2 separate regions of the Homo sapiens genome follow, and region 2 is linked to region 1. A link is an interaction called in ENCODE POLR2A ChIA-PET data of the cell type or tissue named here. Cell type or tissue: A673. All regions are shown on one strand. Links, peaks and the distances in the headings refer to the core of each region. The heading gives the core; the rest is flanking DNA. Region 1 holds the start of LOC105374134 (a long non-coding RNA gene). Region 2 overlaps TFDP2 (transcription factor Dp-2).

The links. ChIA-PET counts read pairs that join two places held together with the same protein. Peaks named below come from ENCODE experiments on the same cell type or tissue, not always from the same donor. Only the 100,000 strongest peaks of a DNase experiment are listed, where the experiment ranks them.
Region 2: POLR2A ChIA-PET joins it to region 1 with 15 read pairs; 3 of 35 experiments call an interaction of 5 or more read pairs at or near these places.

The regions. Positions count from the first base shown.
Region 1 is chr3:141,840,421-141,857,272 of GRCh38, reverse strand. LOC105374134 (a long non-coding RNA gene) reads right to left here and starts at 5,724. Exons shown (of 3, transcript XR_924551.3): 1 at 5,608-5,724. RefSeq lists cis regulatory regions at 7,414-8,273, 8,421-8,565. In A673, for the core only: no CTCF peak of the experiment used is centred there; no DNase peak of the experiment used is centred there.
Region 2 is chr3:141,967,115-141,983,966 of GRCh38, reverse strand. It overlaps TFDP2 (transcription factor Dp-2), which reads left to right. Exons shown (of 13, transcript NM_001178139.2): 7 at 5,285-5,447; 8 at 9,776-9,919; 9 at 13,826-13,894. Among named protein-coding and RNA genes, the nearest start is that of ATP1B3, 99 kb to the right of the region's middle. In A673, for the core only: no CTCF peak of the experiment used is centred there; no DNase peak of the experiment used is centred there.

The sequences.
Region 1 (16,852 bases), core at 3,196-11,195:
CCTCCAACTCCCTGGTTCAAGCAATTCTCTCGCCTCAGCCTCCCGAATAGCTGGGATTACAGGCACGTGCCACCATGCCCAGCTAATTTTTGTATTTTTAGTAGAAGGGTTTTACCAGATTGGCCAGGATGGTCTCAACTTCCTGACCTCGTGATCTGCCCACCTCGGCCTCCCAAAGTGCTGGGATTACAGGTGTGAGCCACCGTGTCCGTTCCCCAATGAAATTATTAATCCTAGTAGAATTCTTCACATGGGGAAACAAAAGCACAGGAACCAAAGTCACTGGACTCAGTAAGTCCCTAGAAATGATTAAAAGGGGAGAAAACATAAGACAGATAGGCAGGATGACAGCCACAGTCTGCCTGAGAGCGGCACAGTACATCACTGTGTACAACAGAAATCTGATTTGTCCCTTCTTGTAGCAATCCAAAGAACAGGGGGCCACAGGCAATGTTAGCTCTTAGAAAGAATCACCCCAAAATCATCATTGTTCACTTAAACAGCCAAACTGCTTCACCAGCTCATGCCCCTTCAAGCCAACACACTGTGTAGGTCAGATAAAGAACTAGTTGCACACCTTCAGTGATTAACAATCTATTTGGTGCCAGGCTGTGGTGGCACACACCTGTAGTTCCAGCTACTCAGGAGGCTGAGGCAGGAGAATCACTTCAGCTCAGAGGAGTTTGAGACCAGTCTGGGCAACACAATGAGACATTGTCTCTAAAAAATAAAAATAACCCATTTGGGAATAGTCATTGAGTTAACAAATATTTACTGTTAAGATGATGGGACAATAGGGCTAGGAATGATGGCTTATGCCTGTAATCCCAGCACCAAAGAGGCCAAGGCGGGTGGATCTTTTGAGCTCAGAAATTCGAGACCAGGCCGGACACGGTGGCTTATGCCTGTAATCCCAGCACTTTGGGAGGCTGAGGCAGGCTGATCACTTGAGGTCAGGAGTTTGAGACCAGCCTGGCCAACATGGTGAAACCCCATCTCTACTAAAAATACAAAAATTAGCCGAGCGTGGTGGCACGTGCCTGTAGTCCCAGCTACCCCAAAGGCTGAGGCAGGAGAATCGCTTGAACCCTGGAGGCAGAGGTTACAGTGAGCCGAGATTGCACTGTTGTGCCCTGGCCTGGGCAACAGAATGAGATTCCGTCTCAAAAAAAAAAAAAAAGGGTTGGGCGCAGTGGCTCATGCCTGTAATCTCAGCACTTTGGGAGGCCGAGGCAGGTGGATAACCTGAAGTCGGGGGTTCGAGACCAGCCTGACCAACATGGAGAAACCCCGTCTCTACTAAAAATACAAAAATTAGCTGGGCATGGTGGCACATGCCTGTAATCCCAGCTACTCGGGAAGCTGAGGCAGGAGAAGTGCTTGAACCCGGGAGGTGGAGGTTGTGGTGAGCTGAAATCAGGCCATTGCACTCCACCCTGAGCAACAAGAGTGAAACTCCATCTCAAAAAAAAAAAAAAGAGAGAGAAAAGAAAAGAAATTCGAGACCAGCCTGGCCAACATGGTGAAACCCCATCTCTACAAAAAATACAAAAATTAGCCGGGTGTGGTGGCATGTGCCTGTGGTCCCAGCTACTTGGTAGCCTGAGGTGGGAGCATCACTTGCGTCCAGGAGATGGAGGTTGCAGTGGGCCAAGATTGGGCCACTGCACTCCAGCCTGGGTGACAGAGTGAGATCTTGTCTAAAAAAAAAGAAAAAAAAAAAAGATAATTTGACAATAAATATTAACTATCAAGCGATCAGCACTACTGAGACTCTAAAGAGGAAGGAAGCCCTTCTAGCTGTAGAGGTCTTGGGAGTTACATTGAAAGAGATGGGGTTGGAGTAAGGCCTTGAGGACTGGGTGGTAATTTATTATATGAAGATGGGGTTGGGAGGGTGGTACCCAGCCCATGGGATAGGGAGCACTAGCAGGAGAGGACAGAGTTTTATATAGGATTATAGGAATATAAACTTCGGTGTTTTATGGCCAGGTTATATATGCCTTTGAATTCCTGGCTAAACATTTAGATGGGATGTTGTAAGTAATAGAGAACTACTGTAGGTGTTTTCAGTATAAGGCGGAGGGAATGATGGCTAGGCTCTTGAATTTAAGTTGTAAGGATCAGGCTCAGAAATCCACTCCCCTCTTCTAAGTTATTGATAACTAATACAGAAGAATCATTGAGAAAATCTAAAGTGAAAAAAAACCACCTACAGGGCAGTTTGCTTGCATTTGCGTTAGATGTGCACGTCTAAAATTTTACACACAGAATATATCTGGAAGAACACAGGAGCCACTGGTGGCTATGGCTGCCTCCCAGTGGAGAAACTAGGTGCCATTTACTCCAAATCACTGGTTACAGTGATTCTGTGACAAAATTAGCTAGATGAGGAAGCAGTATTTAATTTCATTTTGGTTTGGTTTAGTTTTTAATTACAAGAGAGGATGGGTGTTGTACAAGAGCATAGGATGTGACATCAGAGGGTCCTTATGACCCAGCCTCTGCTGCCTTTCTATGACTATGTGTGACTATGTGACCTTAGGAGAGACACCATCCTCTAAGACTCAACTCCCTCATCTGTAAAACAAGGACAAGAAAACATCCTTTACAGGGGTTTGATGAGAACCTACGTGAAGATGATATAAAGCACCATGTGGACCAGGCACAGTGGCTCACGCCTGTAATCCCAACACTTTGGGAGGCTGAGGCGGGCAGATCATTTGAGGTCAAGAGATCGAGACCAGCCTGGCCAGCATGGTGAAACCACATCTCTACTAAAAATACAAAAATTAGCCGGGTGTAGTGGTGGGTGCCTATAATCCTAGCTACTGAGGCAGGAGAATTGCTTGAACCTGGGAGGTGGAGGTTGCAGTGAGCCGAGATCATGCCATTGCACTCCAGCCTGGGCAACAAGAGTGAAACTCCGTAAAAAAAAAAAAAAAAAAAAAAAAAAAAGGCAGCATGTAAGTGAAACTTTGAAAACAATTTTTTATTTTTATTTTCATAGAGACAGCGTCTCACTATGTTGCCCAGGCTGGTCTCAAACTCCTGGGCTCAAGTGATCCTCCTCCTCAGTCTCCCAAAGTGCTGGGATTATAGATGCAAGCCACTGTGCCCTGCAGAAACTTTTAAAAAATGATTACATCAAAAATGTTTCATGTTCTGAAAATGCCTTGAGCGCTGTAGATTCAGTTCCAATTTTTAAATACGGACATGCAGCGCCGGTGAGGTTAACAGGCAGACCTGGCAGGTGCAGCCACTGCTCAGCAGAGTTCCTCGGCAGGCCAGGCGTGGATGGAAACTCCAAATTTCCATCACAAGGCATCAGATTTCCCCTCTCTAAGACCAAGTAACTAAGCAATTTTTACAAATTATGCACAGGATGAAGCTTTCTGAGAGGCTGGGGTGTGCTGGTTTTATCCAGCCATGGCGAACAGAAGAATCACCTGCCTCCTTCCCCAGCCCGACCCTTTGCCCAGCATCAGGCCCCTGGCACAGTCATATTTCAGAGGAAGGTCTGGTGAGCTCTTGAGTTTCTGGTGTGAGGTTTGAGAGGGATTTGTGGAGTGTCACTTCTGGAAAGCAAACCGTAATACAGAGCACTAACTTAATTGTTATTCCTAGGGTTTTCTGCGTAGACATCTTACCACAGACAGCGTTAACAGAAGCAGTTGATTCTCAGGGCACTGTTCTGGAAATGGTGTAAAAGAATGGATCATTCCTCATTTTGCCATTCATAGACAAGTCTCTATTAGGCAATAGAAAAAGTCTGTGCAATTGTATCAACTGTAATCTGGAAAGTAGCCACACCCTCCTTCCAGAACTTCCCTCTTCACACACAAAGCTTTTTCCTTTTGAAAATGAAATTTGTATTCTATTTATAGGAAGAAATGTGTGTTTCTTTCTCAAACTATTATCTAAGATTACATCAGTTTCACATTACATCCAAGCTGACCACTTTCTTCTGAGTGGCAACATAAATTTACATGGACCCAGTGAATTTTGCCAGTGCATCATGTCCTAGAATAAGGGCAAAGCTAATAAATTGCTTCATTTATCCAAGAGCAACGCCAGATTGAAGGCACACACAAAGGAAAATTAATACGCGAAGGAAGAAGACAGAAACAAAGGAGAAGCCAGGCACAGTGACTCACGCCTGTAATCCAAGCACTTTGGGAGGCTGAGGTGGGTCGATGATTTGAGGTCAGGAGTTCAAGACCAGCGTGGCCAACATGGTGAAACCCCGTCTCTACTAAAAATACAAAAAATTAGGGCCGGGTGCGGTGGCACATGCCTGTAATCCTAGCACTTTGGGAGGCCAAGGCGGGCGGGTCACAAGGTCAGGAGATGGAGAATACCCTGGCCAACACCGTGAAATCCCGTCTCTACTAAAAATACAAAAAAAAATTAGCCGGGCGTGGTGGCGGGCACCTGTAGTCCCAGCTACTTGGGAGGCTGAGGCAGGAGAATGGCATGAACCCGGGAGGCAGAGCTTGCAGTGAGCCGAGATAGTGCCACTGCACTCCAGCCTGGGCAACAGAGCAAGACTCCATCTAAACAAACAAACAAAAAAATTAGGCGGGCGTGGTGGTACGTGCCTGTAATCTCAGCTACTTGGGGAGCTGAGGCAGGAGAATTGCTTGAACCTGGAAGGTGGAGGTTGCAGTGAGCTGAGATTGCACCACTGCACTCCAGCCTGGATGACAGAGTGAGACTCTGTCTCAAAACAAAAAACAACAACAACAAACAACAACAACAACAACAAAAAACAAAGGAGAAACCAGCGTGCTTTTAGTACAATGTCAGGAAATTATTTAACATAGCCATTTCGACATGCTAAATATTTTGCAGGTAGAGACGGTCCCTGACAATGGTTCACCTTTAAGATGGCATGAAAGTGATATACGTTCAGTAGAAAGCAGTATGATACTCTTTTGACAAGCTGGGCCAGTCCCTGTCAGCCACACCATAAACTGTGTTGCTCAGCTGCAGGTAATGTAAGAATGTTGATTGCGTTTAAGGTAGGCTAGGCTAAGTTACAATGTTCTGCATGTTAGGTGTATTAAGTGCATTTTCGACTTATGATATTTTCACCTTACCATGAGTTTATTGGAACGTAACCCCATCATAAGTTGAGGAGCATCTGTATTTCAGTATTTAATACAACAACCTTATGAGATAAGTGTTATTCTTATCCCTATTTTAAACCAAGGAAACCTCAAACAGAATGGTTAAATAACTTGGTTAAGGTCATGCACTAAAACCTATTCTCCATAAGGACACTTCTTCCCCAGACACCCTTTCAAATGGGGCCTTTCTTCTCTCCCCTACTCATCTTGGACCACTGGCCTGGAGGTGAAGGAGGTATACTCATTTCTCCCAACTGCTGCTTCAAGACCACCATTCCTCTCTTCTTCAAAGCTTTCAGCTTTGAAGCTGTCATCTGAATATTTACTAAATATTCAGCTTTGTTGAATCAACTGTAGACTCGGGTCACTGCTCTGAATTCCTTGAAGAGTTCCATTCCCTGTCACTTCAGATTCTTGGTGACTTCACAAACAGTCTTTCCAAATGCCCCGCCTGCCAGTGCCTTGACCACCTCACCTCCAACAATGTTGTCATTCTACCCTGGACCTGTGCCGGAGGCCAGCTCATTGCTCACCAAATCTGTTTCCTCTCCTTTCCGGGCAGGCTACATATGCACTTCTCCTTTGTAACAATGGCTTCATGACTGAGTTCTGGACAAAGGGATTTGCAGTCCTCTGCTTGCTCTCTCATTATTTGCTAGCCAGATGGAGAGGATGCAATGGAGTGTTATAAGGCCCTGGAACAGCGCAGTCCAGTAGAAATGGAAGCCAAGTCACATATGTGATTTTAAATTTTCAAGTAGCTATATTTAAAAATGCAAAAAGAAACAGGTATGGCTGGGCACGGTGGCTCACACCAGTAATCCCAGCACTTTGGGAGGCAGAGGCGGGCAGATCACTTGAGGTCAGGAGTTCGAGACTAGCCTGACCACCATGGCAAAACCCTGTCTCTACTGAAAATACAAGAATTAGCCGGGCGTGGTGGTGCATGCCTGTAACCCCAGCTACTCAGAAACAGACAGGAGAAAAACTTGAACCTGGGAGGCGGAGGCTGCAGTGAGCTGAGATCGCACCACTGCACTCCAGGGTGGGCAACAGAATGAGATCCTGTCTCAAAAACAAAAACAAAAACAAAAAACAGGTAAAATTAATTTTAATAGTACATTTTATTTAATCCAGCATATTAAAAATATCATTTCAACATGTTATCAATATAAAAATTATAAGTGAGGTATTTTGTATCTTTTTTTCATATTAAGTCTTTGAAATCTAGTGTGTAATTTACACTTAACAGCACCTATCAATTCAAATGTTAAGTTTACGTCAAAAATACTTGATCTGGGCTGGTCATGGTGGCTCACACCTGTAATATCAACTCTTTGGCAGGCCAAGGAGGATCACTTAAGGCCAAGAGTTCAAGACCAGCCTGAGCAACATAGTGAGACCCCCATCTCCACAAAAATAAATTTAAAAAATTAGCTGGGGATGGTGATGTGAGCCTGTACTCCTAACTACTCGGGAGGCTGAGATGGGAGGATCACTTGAGCCCAGGAGTTGGAGCTGCAGTGAGTTGTAATTGCGCCACTGTACTCCAGCCCAGGTCACAGAGCGAGACCTCATGTCTTTAAAAAATCACAACAAAAAATTGATCTGTATTTAATTTTTTTATAGTAAAGTGAAAGCAAGTTTATTGAGAGAAACGAAAGAATAGCTACTCCATAGGCAGAACAGCCAATCTGTATTTAACTTCATAAAGTAGTTGCACATATCCAAATTGTTCCAAACATACTTTCAAAATATTAAATTAAATTTTTTTTTGGAGATGGAGTCTCACTCTGTCGCCCAGGCTTGAGTGCAATGGCATGGTCTCAGCTCACTGCAACCTCCACCTCCCAGGTTCAATCGATTCTCCTGCCTCAGCCTCCTCAGTAGCTGGGATTACAGGTGTTTGCCACCATGCCTGGCTCATTTTATTGTATTTTTAGTAGAGACGATGTTTCACCATGTTGGCCAGGCTGGTCTCAAACTCCTGACCTCGTGACCCACCCGCCTCGGCCTCCCAAAGTGCCGGGATTACAGGCTTGAGCCACCGTGCCCGGCCAAAATTTAAATTTTTAAAATGAAAAATTCAGTTTCTTAGTTGCTCAAGTCACATTTCCAATGTTTAGTAACCACATGTAGCTGGTGGCTACCGTATTAAACAATGCAGTCCAAGCCACCATGGAAAGAGCCCAGGACCCTGAATGACTGAGCTGACCCTGAGCAACCCCACCAACAAGCCTTGGGTTGCGATTTGAACAAGAAATAAACCTTTATGTGCTGAGCCACTAAGAATGAGGGATTGTTTGTTATAGCAATTAGCTTGAACCAGTACACAACCTTGACTATCACCCTCCATGGTCAGACATTGTTATTACCAATAGCTCTGCCTCCTCCATAACCTCTATTCAATCCTCCTTCTCTCCTGGCCTGCTATATTTTCAGCTCCTTTCTTCTAATACTGCAATTGTAGTCATGTGTCGGCCCCACCCTCCTCCTTGCCCGTCAGCCCTCAACATCCACTTTCTACTTCCTTCGTACACCCTCAATTCCTTGGCCCTGCCTCATTTGACTGTGTCTCCTAGCAAAACCACAGCTGCGGCAGAGCTTTTCTACCTGTACTCAGCTGAATGTGGACACACAGAACCATGCTACTTGCCTCACTTTAACTAGCAAACATGTTGAATTCCTTTTATATAGGAATTCATGGCTAATTCAAGTCAAATTAGCAAGGAAAAGATTCAAAGCACCTTGATCAAGAAAGGTTAACTGGATGGAAAAGGAATCACCATCAGGCCTTTCTTTAGTACTGCTGGAAATCCTCCTCCATTTCCATTCTAGAATGCCGTTTCCCAATTTCTCTTCTCTTCAACCCTTCCCTCCTCTTCAACCCTTCCCTCCTCCTCCCCGTCCTGCTTCTCCTTATCAGCTTCTGCCTAAGCTGCCTGTTTCTAACAAGATATCAGCAATCAAAAGAGCCACTCGAGGCCGGGCATGGTGGCTCACGTTTGTAATCCCAGCACTTTGGGAGGCCGAGGTGGGCGGATCACTTGAGGTCAGGAATTCAAGACCAGCTTGGCCAACATGGTGAAACTCTGTCTGTACTAAAAATACAAAAATTAGCCGGGCGTTTTGGCACATGACTGTAATCCCAGCTACTCGGGAGGCTGAGGCAGGAGAATCGCTTGAACCCGGGAGGCAGAGGTTGCAGTGAGCCAAGATTGCACCACTGCACTCCAGCCTGGGTGACACAGAAAGACTCTGTCTCAAAAAAAAAAAAAAAAAAAAAAAAAAGACACTCCATGTGCTCCTGCAGCCACCCAACCAACCTCTGCGCTGCAGCCCGTCCCCTCTCACCCCTCACACATTCCAGCAACTGTGCCTCTTTTTCTTGAATCATTTTTATTTTGTTTTAGACTTTTAAAATATGTATTTACTGTAAATTCAGTGCAGAACACCAGTCTAAAATATGTTGTTTGGTGAACTTTTGCATATGTAAATCCCTCTGTTACTGCCACCCAGATCAAGATACAGAGCATTTCCAGTACCCCTGAAGGCTTCCCCATGTCCCATTCAAGCAAGTACCTAGACTATATTACTCAGGGCTACATGTTGGATGGAGTCCAACACCAGTATCCTTGCCCTAACGCACAGGCCAGTTGTAGACTGCTGTGTGTGTGTGTGCGTGTGTGTGTAATTTCTTCAATCTCTAGTTCACCTGACTCATTTTCTTTTTTTTTTGAGACAGAGTCTCACTCTGTTGTCCAGGCTGGAGTGCAGTGGCACAATCTCAGGTCACTGCAACCTCCACCTCCCAGGTTCAAGTGATTCTCCTGCCTCAGCCTCCCGAGCAGCTGGGACTACAGGTGTGCGCCACCACGCCCAGCTAATTTTTGTATTTTTATTAGAGACAGGGTTTCACCATATTAGCCAGGCTGGTCTTGAACTCCTGACTGCATGATCCACCTGCATCAGCCACCCAAAGTGCTGGGATTACAGGCGTGAGCAACCACACTTGGCTCTTTTTTTTTTTTTTAGATGGAGTCTCACTGTGTCGCCCAGTCTGGAGTGCAGTGGCACGATCTTGGCTCACTGCAACCTCTGCCTCCTGGATTCAAGTGATTCTCCTGCCTCAGTCTCCCTAGTAGCTGGGACTACAGGCGCACACCACCATGCTCGGCTAATTTTTGTATTTTTGGTACAGACGAGTTTTCACCATGTTGGCCAGGCTGGTTTTGAGCTCCTGACCTCGTGATCCGCCTTGGCTTCCCAAAGTGCTGGGATTACAGGCATGAGCCACCATGCCTGGCCCACCTGATTCATTTTCTGTTTGAGATCTGGAAGCTGGTTTTCAACCCTGATACTTTTTTTTTTTTTTTTAAACCCTGATCCTTGATCCAACCTCTGGCCTAACTCCTTTTTCCTTCATCGTGATGGCACATACCCTGCTGGGTTTGCCAGGATCCACCCATAGGACTTGGACACAGAAGAGAAACTGGGGCGAGGGAATTCAAGTTGTACATGGGCAGATTTCAGCTCCATGAACTGAAGCAGGGACCCTGTCGCTGGGCATGTGCAAGAAGCAGCTGCAGGGCCACATCTGGGCATGGAGCAAAGGGAACTCTTGGACTGTGAGGGAGTTGAAAACCATCATCTTGACAATTTCTTCCAAATCTAATCTCCTGTGGGACCGAGAACTGACTGTACAAAGTGATCTAGGGCGTCAGTCAAGGACACGACCCTTTATGCTGATGATCCATTTTGCATTCCAGAAAATAGTGATAGAGTTTCAGATTTAACCATTTTGAGCCTCTTTCTTCAGCTGTAAGAGTCAGGAAAACAGCTGGGCACGGTGGCTCACGCCTGTAATCCCAGCACTTTGGGAGGCCGAGGCGGGAGGATCACCTGAGGTTGGGAGTGCAAGACCAGCCTGACCAACATGGAGAAACCCCATCTCTACTAAAAATACAAAATTAGCCAGGCATGGTGGCATATGCCTGTAATCCCAGCTACTCGGGAGGCTGAGGCAGGAGAATTGCTTGAACCTGGGAGGCAGAGGTTGCAGTGAGCCGAGATCACGCCATTGCACTCCAGCCTGGGCAACAAGAGCGAAACTCTGTCTCAAAAAACCCCACAAAAATTAGCCGGGCATGGTGGCGGGTGCCTTAGTCCCAGCTACACAGGAGGCTGAGGGCAGGAGAATCGTTTGAACCTGGGAGGCAGAAGTTGCAGTGAGCCGAGATCACATCACTGCACTCCAGCCTGGGTGACAGACTGAGACTCCATCTCAAAAAATAAAATAAAATATAATAAAATAAATAAAATTTTCAAAATATTATATATAGGCTGAGTGCGGTGGCTCACACCTGTAATCCCAGCACTTTGGGAGGCTGAGGTGGGCGGATCACTTGAGGTCAGGAGTTCGAGACCAGCCTGCCAACATGGTGAAACCCTGTCTCTACTAAAAACACAAAAATTAGCCGGGCGTGGTGGCATGCGCCTATAGTCCCAGGTACTCGGGAGGCTGAGGCATTAGAATTGCTTGAACCTGGGAGGCGGAGTTTGCAATGAGTTGAGATCGTGCCACTGCACTCCAGCCTGGTGAAAGAGCAAGACTCTGCCTCAAAAAAAAAAAAATTACTTATTGTATATACCAATCTTATAACTACATATTAATCTGTAGAGATATTTCTATGAAGATATGTATTCTTTCAGGCTCTTTGCTCCTTTGGAATCATATCATTAAATATCATTTTGTAATTTTTTTAAATTGTAGAGTAAACATTCCAGCCTATTAAACATTCTTTAATAACATTCCTATAAGGAAGTACAGAGATTTATTTAACTGGTTCCTTATTGTGGCCGTCTGGGTTGTTTCCAGGTTTTCCATATTATAAACAATACTGTGGTGCATATTCTTGTGTCTATTGTCTGATTATTTCCTTAGGATGGCTTCTTAGAAGTGGCATTGCTGGGTTAAAGGGAAAGGACATTTTCCAGGCTTCTGATTCTTATTACCAAAGTGCCCTCCTGAAACACGGTACCAGTTGTGTTCCTGACAACGGCCTATTTTTGAAAAAATTTAAGTCCAGCACATTGTAACAATGGAAGTTCAAGATAAACTGTAGCAGCTGGTTTCTGGGATGGTTTCTGTGTCAGATGAGCTGGGAAGCCCTGGGTTGAGGAGGGAGCCTCATAAGCTGGCTTGGACCCTGCAGGGAAGTCTTACTCTACTCACACCCGCATGTTTAGTGAGAAGCCCATTAGGTCAGATACAGTCTCTCCACTGGGGCAAAGTTCACTTAGGCACCTTTTGGCATAAGCAGGAAAGGAGGCCCTACCTTCAGCTCACCCAGCCCCACTTTCTCTGAGCCAGGTCAATGAAGCAAGCTGATGGCCTGGCCAGCCCAGCCAGCTTGGGGGCCTGTGGTTAGAATAAGCCACTTTGCTGCAGGCCTCACCATCCTTCTCTCCAAATTATCTGAAAACTGGCTATAGATCAGGTCCTGCATAGAAGCAGAAGCGCAGACAGCAGGGGGTGCTGCCAGCCACTTCTCTAGTCACCTCCCCTGTGCAGACGTGGGACCCCTTTCCCTGCTTGAGGCTTTTAAGAGCCTGGGCCCAGCCTTACCGGCAATATCAGTAAGCTCAGCACCTTCTCCCCCATTTCCCACGCACCAGACCTGGAGTAAATGGATAAGAATTCTCATTACACTTTTAAGTATTCTTTTTGCTGTTTTTGTTATCGCTATTGTTATCAGAAGTCAAATCTGAGGCAGAAAGGAAGGGAGGTCTTCGGAAAATCTTTGACCTCCAATTTCTTCAATAGCTTGTGGTTCCCAGCTTGTACGGTAATGTTTTAACATTTCCAAGCTGGACAGCAGACAAGGCGGTGGGGGTGGGGTAGTGTGTGTGTGTAGGGGAAGCATTGCTTCTGGACAGTAGAGTGTTAGAAAGCACCTCTAGAATAGTGAGAAAGACCACTAGATTCAGTAGACTAGAGGTCTTCAAAACACTGCTATTCATAGCAACCCAGATTAGAACAATCTCTATACCTAGCAATAATAGAACAGATAAATAAATTGTGGTGTATTTGTCCAGTGGAATACTATACAGCAATGAAAAAACCAAGCTACCATCACACAGAATATGGGTGGCTCTCACAAACCCAATGTTGGGTGAAAAAGCCTGACACAGAAGAGCACATGTTGTATGACTCCACCGATATAAAAGTTCAATAATGCTAAGTGTTTAGGGATGCCTATTAGGTGGTAAACTATAAAGAAAAGTAAAGCTGTGATTTCCATAAAATTCAAGGTAGTGGTTACGCTTGATAGAAGAGAGGATAGAGGCTGTGATTGGGAAGGAGTGTGAGGTGGCTTCTGGGTGCTGGTGATGAGCTATTTCTTGACCCGAGAGGTAGTTACACAGATGTATTTCTACTTTACAACAATTATTTAAGCTGAATCCTTATGTTTTGTGCATTTTTCAGTATGCGTGTAGTTGTGTACTCTTGTGTCTGTATGTGTTTAAAAAGATAAAGGGCCAGCATTTTCCCAGGTAAGTCATGAGTTGACTTGAATATTGCATCTCTGTGGTGCACATCTGTGATGCATATCAAGGACTCCTATGAGTCTGTGCTTTCATAGGCCACTCTAGTGGCTGACAATCAATAAGACTGTGTGATGGGGCAGAGAAAGAAGGAGATCTACCCAACTACTGAGCCACAAAGCTGAACATACTTACCTCATTTAAGCCTCTCAGGGCATTTAAACTCAGGGCGGCCAGGATCACAAAATAATCATTCCAGTTTAAAAGGCAGAGGATAATCTAGAAAGAAGTTCCCATCTGTTAGAGTCAGATAGCCTGAGGTCAAAACTTGTCCATGCCTGAGAAATCTATAAAACTGAGCATAACACCTCTTTCTAGGGCTCTGAGGAGGAATAAATGAGCTAATTTGTAAAGTGCCTGACATATTTTGATGCTCAATAAATGTTAGAAATATCCTCATTTTACTCAAGAAAGCACAGTGCCTGCATGGAGTTGGAACTTGTCTAAGGTCATCTGTTAGCAAAGGGAGGACTAGACATTCAAACCTGGGTGTTTCTCTCTTAGAGTCCAGGGCACCCCTGACTAGCTATGTTATAATAGGAGACTAGACTGTGGGAGGTCTATGCAGCAAGAGTAGTTCACGGGCTGAAGTGGGAAGGCATTTCACAGAGAATGTGACATTTGAGCTGACCTCTGAAGAAGAGGAGAGGCATGGTAGGCAGAAGAGTGAGTACAGGCCCAGCCTCAGAGGTGTGAAAATTCATAGCATCATTGGTGAACGGTGGGTGAATGATTAAGTCACTTAATTTGTCTCAGTGTTGGGTTCCATATACACGGAATTAAGGTAAGAATACCTGCTCTGCTTATTTTATTTTATTTATTTATTTTTTGAGACATAAGCTTGCTCTGTTGCCCAGGCTGGAGTGCGGTGGCATGATCTCCACTCATTGCAGCCTCTGCCTCCCAGTTCAAGTGATTCTCATGCCCCAGAATCCTGAGTAGCTGGGATTATAGATGCCCGCCACCACGCCCAGATATTTTTTGTATTTTTAGTAGAGATGGGGTTTCACCATATGTTGGCCAGGCTAGTCTTGAACTCCTGACCTCAAGTGATCCACCTGCCTCGGCTTCCCAAAGTTCTGGGATTACAGGCATGAGCCACTGCACCTGGTCCCTCCTCTTCTTATTTTAAAGTGTTATTCCAAGGATTGAAGGAGAGTATATTTGAAAGTGTTCTATGAATTGGCCAGTATTATACAAATTTAAGAGTGTGTGTGTGTGTGTGTGTGTACGTGTATGTGTGAGTGTTTCAGTACCCAGCGAAAATCTTAAACTTGGCATATGTCTGTGGGTAAAAGTGGAAATCATGATTTTACTTTTTGACCAGTAGAGACCATTCCAAAGCCTGGGGCACAGGAGAATAAAGGGAAATTCCTGGAAATACTGACCTGGAAGAGTCTTAGCACATCCAGTGAAACCTAGAGTGTAGATATAATTTTATAACCTAGATATAATGTTAGGCTAAACTTTGAAAATTAAAGTTTGTTGTGAATAAGGATAGAATTTTTAACACAAACTCTAGATGTCCAGGATTTGTTGGCACCAAATATAAAAATGTAAGGGGGTGAGGATGAACTCATCTTCTGGGAAAAGCCCATGAACAAAACTGACTTTTTTTAGCCAAACCATTCACATCCTCCTGGCATCTTAGAATCCTCTGGAAATAAGCCCAACACTTCCTGTGGGCTTACCATGTGCCAGACAATTTTATACGATGCTTTAATTGATTTCTTACTATTAAATTAATTATAAAAATATTGTTAATCATCACAACAATCCTGTGAGGTGGGCTACCTTGCTCACTTCCATTTTGCAGATGGAGGGACCTTAGGTAATTTGGCCATGGACCTATAGCTAGTAAAAGAAGTGAGATTTGAACCCAGGCAGGTCTGATTCTGGAGTTCACATGCTTTCCTTTTCCCTCTACTGCTTTTCAGCCTGGTACATTTATCAATGACAGTGACCATTTACAAGAAGATGATTTACTTATCTTTTTGAAATTTAGCTTATAATTTATATACTCCTTAAAGTCAAACTTTTGTCACCTGCTTAGAATTCACTGCAGAGGACAGAATGTTTGTGAGGGTCACCTGTATCTCCGAGAGGTGTTTCAAATGCTTTTTTCCTTGCTCAAAGTTTTCGGAGTTTCAGAAAATATAAAAATGGCTGACCCATGTTCAAGAACATTGAGAAATTTTAATGAAACCACTGAGGAGAGAGTAATGGGCAGGGACTGACATGATGCTATGGTGATGATGGCAAAGACGGAGAGAAAAGAATGAAGAGGAGAACCTGGGAATGATTCTGAGCCTGAGAGCCGCAGGCCTCACCTAACAAAAGAATTAGCAAGCCATAATCAACAGGCATAATGCCCTTTCATGTGGGATGCTGAAGACTAGTATTGCACACAGTGATAGAAATAATAATGTTTAATGAATAACCATTAAGATCTGTCTGAACAGCCCACTAGAATAAATAGAAATAGGTAAAGAAAATTTAGTTGGTTTGTCTAGGGTGATCTCTCCCCTATAATCTTTACTATTATTATTATTATTATTATTTTGAGACTGAGTCTCTCTCAGCCGCCCAGGCTGGGGTGCAGTGGTGTGATCTTGGCTCACTGCAACTTCTGTCTCCTGGGTTTAAGCGATTCTCCTGCCTCAGCCTCCCGAGTAGCTGGGACTACAGGCACGTGCCATCATGCTCAGCTTTTTTTTTTGTATTTTTAGTAGAGATGAGGTTTCGCCATGTTGGCCAGGCTGATCTCGAATTCCTGGCCTCAGGTGATCCACCTGCCTCAGCCTTCCAAAGTGCTGGGATTACAAGTGTGAGCCACCGCACCCGGCCCTCTCCCCTGTTATCTTAACATCCCTTCCTCAATTGCCTTCTCAGCTTCAACTAGAAATGAGTGAATTGGCAGACTACCCCATGGCAAGGGAGCTGTGTGACTGCCCCCTCATGCTGGGGAGAAGGTCAAGGGTGTCCAGGTGCTCTGTCCCCAGCTTACTGCTCCAGCTGTCATGGGACATGTTAACCACCACTCCTTTGCAATACTGATGATGAAGACACACCCTACCTCATGTGGGTTGTGTTGCTGGCGGGTTTTGGCATCAGAGACAGGGGATTAACTCAAAGCAAGGTTTTTCCTCAAGCAGAAAAAAAAAATTGGCGATTGATAGAACAAAGGAAACGAGCTGAGAAAAAGCCAAACAAAGAATAGTGGTTGGATGATTCATGAGGTGGGGTGCTCCTTTCTGGTAAAAAAAAAAAAATGTTATTATAAGATTGAAATCTGCCTATAGCTGTCTTGTTCTTTAATGACCATGTTCTCTTTCAGAATTCTAAGTGTAGGTTATGCCTGGGAACGGGAAAGATTTGAAATGAAGGACTCTTTTATCATAAGTGGGTCCACTTCCTCTGCTGTTCCTTGCGGTGAGGGCTATGGACATGGCCATTTCAATGCCAGCCCTGCAACTAAGTCATGGTGATTCATTATGTTTTCCTACCTTTGAGGACAGAAGAAGGAAAGTGCTTTTAAAATCTGCCTTTTTTGGTTTGCTCCAAAAAGACCTGGGGATTATTTGCAGATTACATTCTTTCCGGGCTCAGTAACTTTTTCCTCATTGTTATTGTGAGCACTTTCATTGTTTTAACCAATAATAGCTCAAGTGCAGCCAGGACTCTTTTCTTGGGACAGGAAGACCCCAGGAAAAGCTGTCAATTAGTAACCATTCACAATATACAATTGATGAGTGTCTGTCATTTCCAGTGCTGCTGAAGAGGGAAAAGTCTGGGCATCCAACTTTGACCAGATGAAGGAGAGGAACATTGCAAACATTGTCTTCCATGGGCTATCCCTGAAAAGTTCTGAGGTTCTGTTTCAAGAATAGTAGCAGGGTTTTTTTTGTTTTGTTTTGTTTTTTGAGATGGAGTTTCACTCTTGTTGCCCAGGCTGGAGTGCAATGGCGTGATCTTGGCTCACTGCAACTTCCGCCTCCTGGATTCAAGCGATTCTCCTGCCTCAGCCTCCCGAGTAGCTTGGACTACAGGCATGCGCCACCACACTGGGCTAAGTTTATATTTTTAGTAGAGAGAGGGTTTCTCCATGTTGG
Region 2 (16,852 bases), core at 3,193-11,192, 130 kb before region 1:
GTATACCCAAAAGTGAAATTACTGGATCATATGGTAATTCTATGTTTACTTTTTTTGAGAAATTGCCATATTGTTTTCCACAGTGGCTGTATCATTTTATATTTCCACCAGCAGTGCATAATGGGTGCAGTTTCTCTACATCCTCTCCAACACTTTCTCGTTTTCAGTTTTTGTTTTTTTAATAGCCATTCTAATGGGTATGTAGTGGCATCTCATTATGGTTTTGATTTATATTTCTCTAATGATGAGTGACGTTGAGCATCTTTTCATGTACTTTTTGGCTATTTGTATATCTTCTTTGGATAAATGACTATTAAGTCTTTTGCCCTTTTTTTTTTTTTTTCTTGAGACATTCTCACTCCCAGGCTGGCGTGTGATGGCGTGAACTGCAACCTTTGCCTCCCAGGTTCAAGTGATTCTCATGCCTCAGCCTCCCAAGTAGCTAGGATTACAGATGTGTACCACCACGTCCAGCTAATTTTTGTATTTTTTTGTGGAGATGGAGTTTCACCATGTTGGCCAGGCTGGTCTCTAACTCCTGACCTCAAGTGATCCACTTGCCTTGGCCTCCCAAAGTGCTGGGATTACAGGCACGAGCCACTGCACCTGGCCCTTTGCCCATTTTTGAATTGAGTTGTTTCGTTTTTTGTTGTAATTCTTTATATAGCCTTTTGCCTTTTAGTGTTCTTTAACTAGAGACATTTTTTGCTTAACTTTCAAAGTGGCTTACTGGATTGGTTGCAGGACCAAATCTCTCATCTGTGTATGGCAGGTGTTGACTCTTTTAACCTCCTTTGTTGAATTTTAATGTTGATGTTAATTGAGTTTTGGCATGATATTCTATTAACCTTCCAAATAATAAGCTTAATTTCTTGATCCAGCCATTGTTGAATAGTGCCCTTTGGTTTTATATTGCTTATGAAAATTCTAGCAGCTCATGAAGGGGATAAGATCACTTGTAGTGTACCATATGTTATATGCATTTCATCCTCACAACTTGTGAGATGTGTATTCTGCATTTTTCAGATGAAGGACTGTGGATCAGAGTTAAATCGAGTAAACTGCTCAAAATATGTATCTGATAGTTTACTAATGTTGATATTTAACCAAGTTTTCTTCAAGTTTATTATCAATTTATGCACTGAACTGATTTTATAAAACTCTTACATGTAGGCTTGTATCTACATTTCAAGAGTATAGCCATCACTGTTTTATAATAGTTGTTAAAATTGTAGTTGTTCCTACTTAAGGACTATGTTTAGTTTCTTCCTTTAAATATTATCCAGGTATGACTACAAATATTATCCAGGTATGACTATAGAGAGCCAATTAGCTAAGTGATTGCCCGAAACCACCCTATCTTATTGCTGCCTTTAACAAAAAGACCAAGAATTGGATGAAAAACAACCCTGCTTCACTCTTGGCTTTTCAAAAGTATGTAACTGGCTGGCCTGAAGGTAGTGAGTTATCTCAATTGATGGTTCACAATCAGTTGAACACAGATCAAACTCCTTGTTCTACACTTTACCCCCTACTTGAGTAGGGGGTAAAGACTACTTGAGTAGTCTTTTAAAAAAAAAGAAGAAGAAAAAAGCATATAACCACTAAGTTGAGAAATTTATTTACTTTAAGCCATTAACCAGTTCTTTTCCTGGCTATATAATCCCATACACAACATTATTTCTGCCCAATAGAAATTTTAAAAGAAAATAAATATCTGAAGTTAATTTTAATATTTTTAATTTAGTCCAATATATCCAAAATATTGTATTTCAGTGTGTAATTAAATATAAAAATCACTAGTGAGGTATTTTACATTCATTCCTTATATTAAGTATTTAAAATCCAGTGTGTTAAACTTACGACATATCTCAATTCACACTTCCCACATTTCAAGTATTCAATAGCCACATGTGAGTTATGCCTAGGGGTATTGGACAGTGCTGATTAGGAGGTTTAAAATGCAACTCATAAATTTAATTCATCTCTTCGATCTCAGTAAATGACCCTTCTTTCTAGAGGTCATTCTACTATTCCTCTCTTCCTTACCCTCCACTTCAGACAATTTTATTGATTTTTTGTCTTTTAAAATTTTGTAAATCCATCTTTTTATCTCCTGCCCTACCACAGCTCCAGTTTGGGGATTCATATTCTCTTACCTGGACTATTGCAATACCCTCTCAGTTGGTCTTTGTGTCTCTGCTTTTGCCTCATAAATTTCACTTCTACTGTTACTAATTCTGATTCCAAAATCTGCTTTGCAGTGAGAATGTCTGCCTAACTGAAAATGTCACCATTCTACTCCACTACTTAATACCATTCAATATATTTTAGTGATTTCACATTATTTCAAATAAGTAGTCTGTGAGGTAAGATAAGTATGCTGTCCTATACTATCACAAGGGATGCATACACAACTCTTTGGGAATGTAGGGAAAGGAGAGTAGATATCCTTTTCTCATATTCCTTTTAAAACTGCATGTTTAGTATCTCTTTCTATGTACATAACATAGAACATGTAAATTATTTATCAGTAAATATATTCACAGTCCCACATCACTTAATGAGGGGCTATGTTCTGAGAAAGGCTTCATTAGGCGATTTCATCGTTGTGTGAACATCATCAATGTACTTACCCAAACCCAGGGTGGTATAGCCTGCTACACACTTAGGTACTTGGTATAGCCTATTGCCCCGAGGCTATAAACCTGCACAGCATGTTACTGGTTTGAATACTATAGGTCATTGTAACACAGTGATAAGTATTTGTGTATTTAAACATACCTAAACATAGAAAAAAGTAGAGTAAAAATACCTTGTAAAAGATTTTTTTTAATGATACACCTTTATAGTGCACTTTTCATGAATGGAGCTTGCAGGACTGGAAGTTGCTCTGGGTGAGTCAGTGAGTGGTGAGTGAATGTGAAGGCCTAGGAATTTACTGCACACTACTTTAGACTTTATAATCACTGTATACTTAGGCTACAGTAATTTATTTTAAAAAGATTTTTTTCTTCTTCAATAATAAGTTAACCTTAGCTTACTATAAATTTTTTACTTTATAAACTTTTTAATGTTCTCAAACTGTTTTACTCGTGTAGTAACACTTGACTTAAAACACAAACAATATTGGCCAGGAGCAGTGGTTCACATCTGTAATCCCAGCACTTTGGGAGGCCAAGGCGGATGGATCACTTGAGGTCAGGAGTTCGAGACCAGCCTGACCAACATGGTGAAACCCCATCTCTACTAAAACTACAAAAATTAGCCAGTCATGGGGGTAGGCGCCTGTAATGCCAGCTACTCGGGAGGCTGAAGCAGGAGAATCACTTGAACCCGGGTTTCTCAGTGAGCTGAGATCATACCACTGCACTCCAGCCTAGGGGATAGAGTGAGACTCTTTCTCAAAACAAACAAACAAAAAAAACACAAACATATTAATGGGTCCAAAAATACACTTAGATACAATGAATAATATCTAGTATTTGGTAGTACAATAGGTTGCTGTAGTTAACAACAATTGATTGTATATTTTAAGTAACTAGAGGAATGGAATTGGAATGTTCCTAATACAAAGAAACAATAAAGGCTTGAGATGACGGATACCCCAATTACCCTGATTAATCATTACACATTGTACAGCTGTACAAAAATATTTTCTTTATATCCTTATTCCATAAGCTTTTTTCTGTTTGTTTTTTAATTTCTAATTTTTTTTTTTTTTTTTTACTTTTGAAACTTTTTTGTTGAACACTGAGACGTGGCTGGGCAGGGTGGCTCACACTTATAACCCAACACTTTGGGAAGCTGAGATGGGAGGGATCACTTGAGGTCAGGAGTTCAAGAGCAGCCTGGGCAACATAATGAGACCCTGTCTCTACAAAAAAGAAATTAGCGAGGCATGGTGACATGCACCTGTAATTCTAACTACTTGGAAGGCTGAGGTGGAAGGATCACTTGAGCACAGGAGGTTTAGGCTGCAGTGAGCCATGACGGCACCACTGCACTCTAGCCCGGGCAACAGAGTGAGACCCTGAATCCAAAAAAAAAAACCCAAAAACAGAAAACTGAGACAGAGGGCCAGGCGCAGTGGCTCACGCCTGTAATCCCAGCACTTTGGGAGGCCGAGGCAGGCAGATCACCTGAGGTCAGGAGTTCTGGAACAGCCTGGCCAACATGATGAAACCCCGTCTCTACTAAAAGTACAAAAATTAGCCAGGTGTGGTGGTGCACACCTGTAATCCCAGCTACTCGGGAGGCTGAGGCAGGAGAATCGCTTGAACCTGGGAGGCGGAGGTTGCAGTGAGCTGAGATCACACCACTGCACTCCAGCCTAGGGGATAGAGCGAAACTCTCTCTCCAAAAAAGGAAACTGAGACACACTATCCTAGGCCTACAGGGGGGTCAAGATCATCAATATCACTGTCCTCCACCTCCACATTTTGTCCTACTGGAAGGTCTTCAGGGGCAGTAACACACATGGAGCTGTCATTTCCTGTGATAACAATGCGTTCTTCTGGATACCTCCTGAAGGATTGCCTGAGGCTTTTTACAGTTAACTTTAATTTATAATTTGAAGAAGTACGCTCTAAAGTAATGATGAAAAGTATAGTTTAGTAAATACAGAAACCAGTAACATAGTCATTTATTATCATTATCAAGTATTATGTACTGTCCATAATTGCATGTGCTAGACTTTTATAGGACTGGCAGAGCAGTAGGTTTGTTTGCCAGCATCACCACAAACATGTGAGTAATGCATTATTACTCACATTAACCATTACGATGGTTACATCACTAGGCAATGAGAATTTTTCAGCTCCATTGTAATCTTATTGGACTACTGTTGTATATGCGGCCCATCATTGACTGAAATGTCCTTATGTGGCAAATGACTATAGTTTTAATTTCAGTAAAAAACTATAATCTACATAGAGTAGGAAAAGATAAGTCTGTTAGCTGTACAAGGGCAGAGTTTTTGTGTTTTTTCACTGACTTATTCTCAGTGTCAATAACAGTATCCGGCATAGAATAGTAACTGGTCAATAAATATTTGTTGAATAAATAAATGCTGTGCATAGAAAAACACTCTAACTTTATACTTTATTAGACCTTTAAGGCAAAAAGTAAGTTTAAATAAACATTTTCTCATCTCTATTCAATTTAAATTTTTGACACTTGAAGTAAAACTTAAATTACTGTCTTCTTGCATTATCTTACAGAGATTTGTAAAGAAAGTCTCTAATATGTATAATGGAGTAAAAAAAACTTTTTTCCCTTCTAGTAAACGAAGCAAAAAAGGAGATAAAAATGGGAAAGGCTTGAGACACTTTTCAATGAAAGTGTGTGAGAAAGTTCAACGAAAAGGTACAACATCGTACAATGAAGTCGCTGATGAGCTGGTGTCAGAGTTCACCAATTCAAATAACCATTTGGCTGCTGATTCGGTATGTAAATCATGAACCTGACATTGATTTTGATGGATGATGCTACTTCTTTGTGTTATCTTTGTTATAGATTTGAGGAATCACGACTATACTTGAGGGTTTTATCCTTTATTTTGGGGGATTTTTTGTTGTTGTTGAGTTTTATTTTGGAGGGAATTCCTTTTTTTTTGTTTTTTAGGCGGAACCTCACTCTGTCGCCCAGGCTGGAGTTCAGTGGCGCGATCTCGGCTCACTGCAACCTCTGCCTCCCAGGTTCAAGCTATTCTTGTGACTCAGCCTCCCGCGTAGCTGGGATTACAGGCGCACACCACCATTCCCAGCCAATTTTTGTATTTTTAGTAGAGACAGTGTTTCACCATGTTGGCCAGGCTGGTCTCAAACTCCTGACCTCAGGTGATCCACCTGCCTTGGCCTTCCAAAGTGCTGGGATTACAGGCGTGAGCCACTGTACCCAGCCTTAGTTGTTTTTTTTGTTTTTTTTTGTTTTTTTTTAACATTTAAAAAATATTTGGCCAGGCGCGGTGGCTCACGCCTGTAATCCCAGCACTTTGGGAGTCTGAGGTGGGTGGATCATGAGGTCAGGAGATCGAGACCATCCTGGCTAACACTGTGAAACCCTGTCTCTACTAAAAATACAAAAAATTAGCCAGGCATGGTGGCATGTGCCTGTAATCCCAGCTACTCAGGAGGCTGAGGCAGGAGAATTGCTTGAACCTGGGAGGCGGAGGTTGCAGTAAGCCAAGATCGCACCACTGTACTCCAGCCTGGGCGACAGAGTGAGACTCCGTCTCAAAAAGAAAAAAAAAATTGGTCGCCTATCCAATAATTTTTTATTGTTTCTGAATCTTATTGTTTCTTCAATGTCTAAGTCAACAAGAAAATTTTATTTTTAATTGGAAAAGGAATACATAAATATGTTTATAAAAAATTCAGTTGTCTGGCAGAGTCTCAAATAAATGGAATACAGTGGTGCAGTTTCGGCTCAATGAAACCTCTACTTCCCAGGTTCAAGTGATGCTTGTGCCTCAGCATCCTGAGTAGCTGGGACCAAAAATGGCAAGGCTCTGCCTCTACAGAAAAAAAATTTATTTCTTTATCTTTTTTTTTTTTTTTTGATATGAGGTCTCACTATGTTGCCCAGGCTGATTTTGAACTCCTTGACTCAAGTGATCCTCCAGCCTCAGCCTCCCAAAGTGCTGGGATTACAGGCATGAGCCACCATGCCTGACCTCTACAAAAAGTTTTTTTTTTTAAATTAGCGAGGTGCAGTGGCACAAACCTGTAGTCCCAGCTACTCCAGAGGCTGAGGAGGATTGCTTGAGCCCAGGAATTCAATCATGCCACTGCATTCCAGCCTGGGCGGCAAAGCAAGACTTCGTCTCTTTGGGGGGAAAAAAAAAAAAAAAAAAAAAATATATATATATATATATGGCTATGACTGTTTCTCTAGAGCACTGATTTAGCCCTATCCTATTGATTCTGATATATTATTCTTTAGATGTTCTTTAATTTTGGTTTTAATTTGTTCTTTGACCTAAGGATTGCCTTAGAAAGAGTTCTTATAGTTCCAAGTTTTGTTTGTTGCTTTAAAGTTTTACTTTTATTACTTAATTTGTCCAGAGAATATGATTTGAACTATTTCCCTTTTTTTTTTGGATTACATTGAGATTTTCCTTGGGAGCCATTATATGTGATTTTCTTTTTCTTTTCATGTTCTCTAGGCACTTGAAAAAAAAAGTCTATAGCATTCTGTTTCTGAGTGAAAGCCATGGTTCTCACAATGATCTGCAAGCCCCTTTGTGAGCTTGCCCACCATTACCTCACTAATCTCGTCTTCTGCTATGCACTGTCTCATTTACTACCCTCCAGCCACATGTCACTATGCTCCAGCTACATGTTTTGTCCCTGATCAGGCCATTACACTGCTTTGCCTAGAGCAGTCTTTGCTAGGTATTCATATGGCTTCTCTCTCCCTGCCTTGTGATCTTCACTCACCTGTCACCACAATGAAGCATTTCTTCTTAGCACTTTTCAATATCTAAAATACATTTTTACTAATACCCTATCACCACCACCTTCCCAGGATATAAACAAAGGTTGAGTTTTTTTCTCTTTATTCACTGCTTTGTTATTTTTCTGATAATTTAGAATGCTTGTAGTCTCAGTTCTTCAGTTGGTTACCTTTATAACTTAAGTTCCTTGAGTTACCACCTGTAGACAGTATCTATTGGTTATGAAGAAAAACATATGTTTTTTTCTGTCTTCCATTTTTCTCTTCTACCATGGGACTCAGATTAGATATATTAGTATATTTGTTAAAAAGAATAATACTACTACTATAGGCCGGGTGCAGTGGCTCACGCCTATAATCCCAGCACTTTGGGAGGCCGAGGTGGACGGATCACACTGTCAGGAGTTGGAGACCAGCCTGGCCAACATGATGAAACCCTGTCTGTACTAAAAATACAAAAATTAGCTGGGTGTGGTGGTGGGCGCCTGTAATCCCAACTACTCGGGAGGCTGAGGCTGGAGAATCACTGGAACCCAGAAGGTGGAGGTTGCAGTGAGCTGAGATCTCACCACTGCACTCCAGCCTGGGCAACAGAGCAAGACTCTGTCTCGGAAAAATAGTTGTTTTTATTACTTTAAATAAATAGATTGTGCTGAACCCTTTATTATTATTTAATCTGCTTTGAACAACATCCATATCCCTTCCAATATCAAAAAGAGGAAATTGGCATACCTATCACATTGCCTCCTCCCAGTACTTGTTGTTACAGTATCATTGTTTCTACAGGGTCAAGATTTCTTTTTTTTTTTTTTTTTGAGACAGAGTCTAGCTCTGTCACCCAGACTGGAGTGCAGTGGCTCAATCTTGGCTCACTGCAACCTCCATCTCCCGGATTCAAGCGATTTTCCTGCCTCATCCTCCTGAGTAGCTGGCATTACAGTCATGCGCCACCACGCCCAGTTAAGTTTTGTATTTTTTAGTAGAGATGGGGTTTTGCCATGTTGGCCAGGCTGGTCTTGAACTCCTGACCTCAGGTGATCCGCCCACCTTGGCCTCTCAAAGTGGTGGGATTACAGGCATGAGCCACCACTCCTGGCCCATTGTCAAGATTTCTAGTATTTACATTCAGTTCTATAACTTAAATCCCCCACTTATTTAGATCTAGTTTTATATTTAGGTGGATTCAGTGTTCTCCACCATCCTTTATTATCGTTGCATTTCCTGAGGACCTTGTTCCACAATGTAAACCAACATGGTTTCCTTGATTAAGTCTTACTATCAAAAAATAGAAGAAAAAGGCCGGGCATGGTGGCTCACACCTGTAATCCTAGCACTTTGGGAGGTCGAGGCAGGCAGATCATGAGGTCAGGAGTTCAAGATCAGCCTGGCCAATATGGTGAAACCCCGTCTCTACTAAAAATAGAAAAATTAGCTGGGCGTGGTGATGTGCATCTATAGTGCCAGCTACTTGGGAGGCTGAGGCAGAAGAATCGCTTGAACCCGGGAGGTGGAGGTTGCAGTGAGCTGAGATTGCGCCACTGCACTCCAGTGTGGGCGAGAGAGCGAGACACTGTCTCAAAAAAAAAAAAAAAAAAAAAAAAGAAGAAGAAGAAAAATGGTCAGCTGAACTGAACAGTGTCCCTTGTCATATAGAGGATTATATTTTGGTACAAGTTCCTAGTCCCATTGTAGATTGGAGACAGTTTGCAGATCAGCAGTGGTCAAGGAACACATTTTGAGAAGCACAGTTTTACCCAGAACTTGAATAAATGTCCTTGATTTTTTTAAGTCTAAAATCCTCCCAGATAATGCAAGGGCTTAGAACACTTTACCTCCAATACCTTTTTCTGTTAATATGTATACTATTTGTTGTCATGTATATTAAGTTCTGTATTCTAGACTCCATAAGGCATTATTATTGTTTTATACAGTGAAAATTGAGATTTACCCACATATTTACTTTTTTGGGTTGGTCTTCATTCTATCCTACATACCTAAGCTCCCATCTTAGATGATATTTCTTCTACCTGAAGAAATCCCTTTAGTATATTTCAGTGTAGATCTGCAGGTAACATGATCTTTATTTTTAAGATTATTTTGTTTTATATTGTTTGAAAGTATTTTTATTTCATCTTTAATTTTGAAGGATATTTTCTCGGAATATAGAATTCTTTTGGATGTTTTTGTCAGTTGGCTAAATAAAAAAATAGAATCCTTCCAGCACTTTGAAGTTGTAATATTAATTTGATATATTCATATCATGTGACTGTATCTTAACCCTTAAGATTTATCACTCAGTGAAAATATTTTTTAGCAGGCTTATGATCAGAAGAACATTAGGCGAAGAGTTTATGATGCTTTAAATGTGCTAATGGCAATGAACATAATTTCAAAGGAAAAAAAAGAAATCAAGTGGATTGGCCTGCCTACCAATTCTGCTCAGGAATGTCAGAATCTGGAGGTAAGTGAGAAAATCTGTTTATGAATAGCTGTTTGCATTATTTTACATCACAGGCATTTTAATTTAAAAATGTAATTCTAATATAAAATATTTCCAATTTTTCATGTATACCATGTCATTTTTTAACAGACTGTAGAATTTTAGAATTGGAAGGCGCCTTATAGGTATAGTCTGCAGTTTAATTTGCAAATGATGAAACTGAGGGATATAAAAGTTGAATAACAATTTGATTTTACTGTTTCTTAGAGAAGATTTTTATTTCATCCTAAGTTAATTCTGAGCACTCTACTAATAAACTTTTGGTGAAATGGTATCTTATTTGATGAGATGCTTGCTGTATGTATCCAAAAAAAAAAAAAAAAAAGGATCAAGCCGGCTGTTTATTTCCTTTATTGGTTACACAATATTCTGAATATAGCTGTGGAAGTCAGACTTTTACTTTGAAATAGTAGCAACAGAATGAATAGTGTTTCATTTGTGTCTTTACCAGAATGGATAGAATTTTGGAATGATGTATGCAGAAGCATTTTAAGTTCTGTTAACTTTAAGCATTATAGAAAACTCTTCCTAAATGAGCATGTTCCCTGACATACTGTTTCTAAATTGACTTGACATAATTTTACTATCATGGCCATAAATGGAGTAAACTGAGGTTAAATATGGCTTCTGGGCCAGGGGCGGTGGCTCACGCCTGTAATCCCAGCACTTTGGGAGGCCGAGGTGGGTGTCAAAATGGTAAAACCCCGTCTCTACTAAAAATACAAAAATTAGCCAGTGGCAGACGCCTGTAATCCCAGCTACTTGGAAAGCTGAGGCAGGAGAATCGCTTGAACCTGGGAGGCAGAGGTTACAGTGAACCGAGATGGTGCCATTGCACTCCAGCCTAGGCGACAAGAGCAAGACTCCATCTTTAAAAAAAAAAAATATATATATATATATATATATATATATATACACATAGCTTTGGGAGATAATTAAGATTGGTTTCCTGTTTTTCTCAGTCTTTTCTCCCCAGCAATTCAGTTATTTGGTATTATTATACTTATGGATGGAGAGAGAAACCAGATATTCATCAGAAGCTATATAATATTTTTCATATGCTACAGTGGAAATATCCTCCTTTTCTTGTTTTTCTTCCTTCTCATAGAGTGGAATTTGAGCATCATTTTCATGACCAGTAATATTGAGCTGATACCAAAGACTCATTAAGCAAAAAAACCCTATTCACATCTACCTTGTGCTTAATCACAGGTTATACAAGGCAAATCTCTGACCCCAAGGTACTGTCATTCTCACCGGGGAGAAGAGAAATGTAAAAGAGTTACCGAAAATGTGATTACTCCTAAGAAAGAAATGTACAGATTCTCTGCAAAGAGGGCTGAGGGAGGGCTTTACCAAGGAGATAATCCCAGAGCTCAGGCATGAGGTGGGAGTAGTCTGCCAAGTGGATAAGGGTGGGGAGGGCCTTCAAGGCAGAGGTGCCACATGGGCTGAGACAGGCATGAGAAAGCTTGCCTGGAGCTGGGTGTGGCTAGGGAACAGGCATGGAGAAAGGAGGATAGATATCTAAGTGTTAAGCAGTGGAGACCTGATCCTGTAAACAAAGGGAAGCAGTTGATAAATTACAAAGAGAAGGGTTGATAGGATGTTTTTTAAAGGATCACTCTGCCAGTGGGTTGGAAATAAAATTAACAGGTAGGGAAGGAAATGGAATGGGGGAGGCGGATTAGAGATGGTCTGAGTTACGGCAGCGGCCATGAGATTGGAGAGGTGTTTTAGAGGTACAATCAGTGCAGCTTGACCTGGTTGGATGAGGGACAGGTAAGGGGCCTGGCTTGTCAGAGCTTCTGATAAAGGGATGCTCCTACAACATCTTTTCAAATGCAGAACGCCACACAGATTTTACAGTGAATCTTAAGTAATTTAAAAGTAAAACGTGGTGGATAGAGGAACCATGAATGGAAACTGCTAGTATAGACTAGACTGGATGTGGAGCAAGTAAGAGATAATCTGCTGGAGCAGACAAGAAAAATGTCTTATTTGATGATTGAAAGACAAAATTGTAACAAATTTAGTTTAAAGATCTTAATTGCCTTTTATTTGTGATTCTAGAATCTGGCAACACCTCACTAGTAAGTAGAATGAGTATTCCTATAAGCTGAGCAGAAGAGGTTGAACATTCTTCAGTGTTTTAAAGATAGAGAAGCAGCAAAGGCGGATAGAGGCAGAAACAGAACAAAAAGCAGACTGGACATATCAATGTCACTTTCCTTGTAAGGGTAAAATAGAGAAGACTCTCTTATGCCAGCTGCAACTGGCCTGTTTGGGTAGTTTGCTATTCTCTTTCTCTCCTGATTTCCTAGGTCAGATAAACAACTCAGTTTTGGCCTGGTGGCATTTCAGCATGAGTGACTCCATTTTTGTTTGGTCTGTTGAGCTTAGTGCAGGAGCTCAGTCCAAACCAATGGGCTCCTATAAATTTTCTTTTTTTTTTTGTTGAGTTGGAGACTTGCTCTGTCACCCAGGCTGGAGTTCAGTGGCGCAATCTTCGGCTCACTGCAACCTCCGCCTCCCGGGTTCGAGCAATTCTCCTGCCTCAGCCTCCCGAGTAGCTGGGATTACAGGCGCCTGCCAACACGCCTGGCTAATTTTTTTTTTTTTTTTTTTTTTTTTAGTAGAGACGAGGTTTCACCTTATTGGCCAGGCTGGTCTCTTGGCCAGGCTGGTCTCGAACTCCTGACCTTGTGATCCGCCCACCTCGGCCTCCCAAAGTGCTGGGATTACAGGCTGAGCCACCGCGCCTGGCCATAACTTTTCTTAATAAATGTCATTGGCTTTTGCCCAAGGAGACAGTGAGGAACTCAACTGCAAGGAAGTTCAGACCCTAATGTCTGTTTTCTCTGAGTAGTTATCAGATTGAGAAAAAAAGCAGTAGTTTGAAGCTGGAAAATTTGTCCAATAAGCATGTTTCTTTTTTTTTTTTTCTTTTTGAGACAGGGTCTTGCTTTGTTGTCCAGGCTGGAGTGCAGTGGCATGATCTTGGCTCACTGCAATCTCTGCCTCCCAAGTTCAAGCAATTCTCGTGTCTCAGCCTCCCAATTAGCTGGGACTACAGATGCGCGCCACCACACCTGGCTTTTGTATTTTTTGTAGAGATAGGGTTTCGCCATGTTGGCCAGACTGGTCTCAAACTCCTGATCTCAAGTGATTCTCCCCCCTCGGCCTCCCAAAGTGTTGGGATTACAGGCGTGAGCCACCACACCCAGCCTACCATGATGTGTGAGATATCTGTATTATCAGCTGTCCTCATTGGAGAGTCAGCTAAGCTGGAATTGTAAATAAGATCTTGCCTTATTCTTAGAGGAGTAATATAACAAAGTAATTAATAATAGAGTCCCTGTAACCAGAGGATTTAGGTTCAAATCTTGGCTCTTGCCATTCACTAGCTGCGTGACCTTGGGTAGTTACTTAAGCCCTCTATGCCTCCGTTCCCTTCGATGCAAAGTGGATAACAACAGGACTTAACTCATAAGGTTTTTGTGAAGGTGAATTAAGATAATGTGTGTAAAATGCTTACTTTTGTGTTGGCAGATAGAGTGAGTATAAACTAAGTGGTACTATTACTTTGATTAGAACTTGAATAATAATTGCAACAAGTACTGCTAACAAGTATTCATTAAGTGTATGATTTCATTTTTAATGACAGTTGCCACAGATCTGATGTTGTGTCTACTTGTTCACTCCAGCCCCTGCCCCCTACAAAGATATGATTTGTCTTTATTCATATTGTTAAAATGGGTTCAGTTTCTCTAGGGAAAATTGTTATCTCAGAATAGGGACCTGGAAAGTGAACGATATTTTATAGTCTACCTATGTTCATATTATTTTGTAACCAATGTTTTAAAGATAGAGAAGCAGAGGCGGATAGAACGGATAAAGCAGAAGCGGGCCCAGCTGCAAGAACTTCTCCTACAGGTAAAGATACCGAGATGTTTTCATTACCTTCCCTGTTTCTCCACTTGCTGCCTTTTGGAGTCAGTGTGTTTTCTAATTGTGGTGCCTCTGAGTGGTGTGTGGTGAGCCCACGCCAGGGCAGCCTCTCTCACCTCCTAGCTTGTTGCCATCCACGTGCTCTGCCTTAAGATGGTCCCATCTGTTGCCATCATCTCAGCTCCACAGTAGCTTCCCTGCCCTGTGTGTGACTTACGCCAGGCAGCAGTTCACTGTTGACACTCAGGCCTCTCTAAACATAAACTGTCAGGGGTCTTTTTGTGTTTGTTTATTTTAGCCCGAATTTGGAATATCCACTAGTGAAGCTAGTTAAATTTTAGGTGCTTCAAGTACAGTAATCAAATCTGCCTGTAATACTTAATTTTATCAGTAAATGACAGAATGGCATGAAATAGTTCAGTAAGATTTTTGTTGTTGTTGTTTTTTGAGACTGAGTCTCACTCTTTCGCCAGGCTGGAGTGCAGTGGTGCGATCTTGGCTCACTGTAACCTCTGCCTCCCGGGTTCAAGCCATTCTCTGCCTCAGCCTCCCAAGTAGCTGGGATTACAAGTACCCGCCACCATGCCTGGCTAGTTTTTTCGTATTTTTAGTAGAGACGGGGTTTCACCATCTTGGCCAGGCTGGTCTTGAACTCCTGACTTTGTGATCCACCCGCCTCAGCCTCCCAAAGTGCTGGGGTTACAGGCATGAGCCACCACACTGGGTCTGTTTCAGTAAGATTTATAGAAATACCAAAATTTAGGCCGGTTATATATATATATATCTCATATATATGAGATATATATATGTTATATATATATATATCTCATATATATGAGATATATATATATGTTATATATATATATCTCATATATATGAGATATATATATATGTTATATATATATCTCATATATATGGGATATATATGTTATATATATATCTCATATATATGAGATATATATATATGTTATATATATATATCTCATATATATGAGATATATATGTTATATATATATCTATATATGAGATATATGTTATATATATATCTATATATATGAGATATATGTTATATATATCTATATATATGAGATATATATGTGTTATATATATCTATATATATGAGATATATATGTGTTATATATATCTATATATATGAGATATATATGTGTTATATATATCTATATATATGAGATATATATGTTATATATATCTATATATATGAGATATATATGTGTTATATATATCTATATATGAGATATATATGTGTTATATATATCTATATATGAGATATATATGTTATATATATCTATATATGAGATATATATGTGTTATATATATCTATATATGAGATATATATGTGTTATATATATCTATATATGAGATATATATGTGTTATATATATCTATATATGAGATATATATGTGTTATATATATCTATATATGAGATATATATGTTATATATATCTATATATGAGATATATATGTTATATATATCTATATATATGAGATATATATATGTTATATATATCTATATATATGAGATATATATGTTATATATATCTATATATGAGATATATATATGTTATATATATATCTATATATGAGATATATATGTTATATATATCTATATATGAGATATATATGTTATATATATGATATATATGTTATATATATGAGATATATGTTATATATGAGATATATGTTATATATAGTTATATATTATATATATTATATGTTATATATAGTTATATATATTATATATTATATATATTGTTATATATTATATATAATTATATATAATATATAATATATAAATAATAATGTTTTGTTTGAAGAGAATATTGTGCAGCTTTAAAAAAAAAAAAAGCTGAAACTGACAGTTTATTCCTATGCTCCTGCCTGTAGAATTCTACCAAACACTCCTCCTTGAACTCCTGTGCTGCCATCTTCTTCCCCCCGGCAGCCTCTCTGTTGTCCCTGTCCCTGCACAGTTATCTGCAGTATCCCCTAAGAGCTCATGCCCCAAACCCTGTGCTGGGGCCCTCCTGGAATTTCTTCAAAACCATGGAACATTTTGGAGCTTAATTTTTTTGGCACGTTATTTTTAAAAACCTGTTTATCAGCATGCCAACAGTCATCTGCCTATCAGAAAGAATGGTGCTGGGCAAGATCACCCTCATGTGTGTAGGACTTTCCTGTCTCTAGATGCCTGATGCAAAGAATGAAACCATATTTTTTCCCTGCTTACCTCTGTACCATGAACATTGTTTTTTTATTTTTTAAAGTCTTGAACTTCTTTTCCTCTACTGTCTCTCAAACCAAATATTTGTAGAAGAGTTCCACCCAGGGGCAACATGGCTGTCAACATTCATAGAAACAGGTCTCTCTAAACATTAAAGTGAAACCCAAAGTATAACTGAAATCAACTTGTGGTCTTCTGGTAAACTTAAAACTTATTTCCAAAGGCCGGATGTGGTGGCTCACGCATGTAATCCCAGCACTTTGGGAGGCGGAGACGGGCAGATCACCTGAGTTCAGGAGTTCGAGACCAGCCTGACCAACATGGAGAAACCCCGTCTCTACTAAAAATACAAAAAATTAGCCAGGCATGGTGGCGCATGCCTGTAATCTCAGCTACTTGGGAGGCTAAGGCAGGATAATCTCTTGAACCTGGGAGGCAGAGGTTGCAGTGAGCTGAGATCGCCCCACTGCACCCTAGCCTGGGCAACAAGAGCGAAACTCTGTCTCAAAAAAAAAAAAAACAAAAAACTTATTTCCTCCTAGCATTTCAGTTTTTTTCCTTTCATCAAATAAATTAAGTTGTCATAGAAAGTAAATTAAGCAGCCAGGCACAGTGGCTTACTCCTGTCATCCCAGCACTTGGGGAGGCCGAGGTGGGCAGATCACGAGGTCAGGAGTTTGAGACCAGCCTGACAAACATGG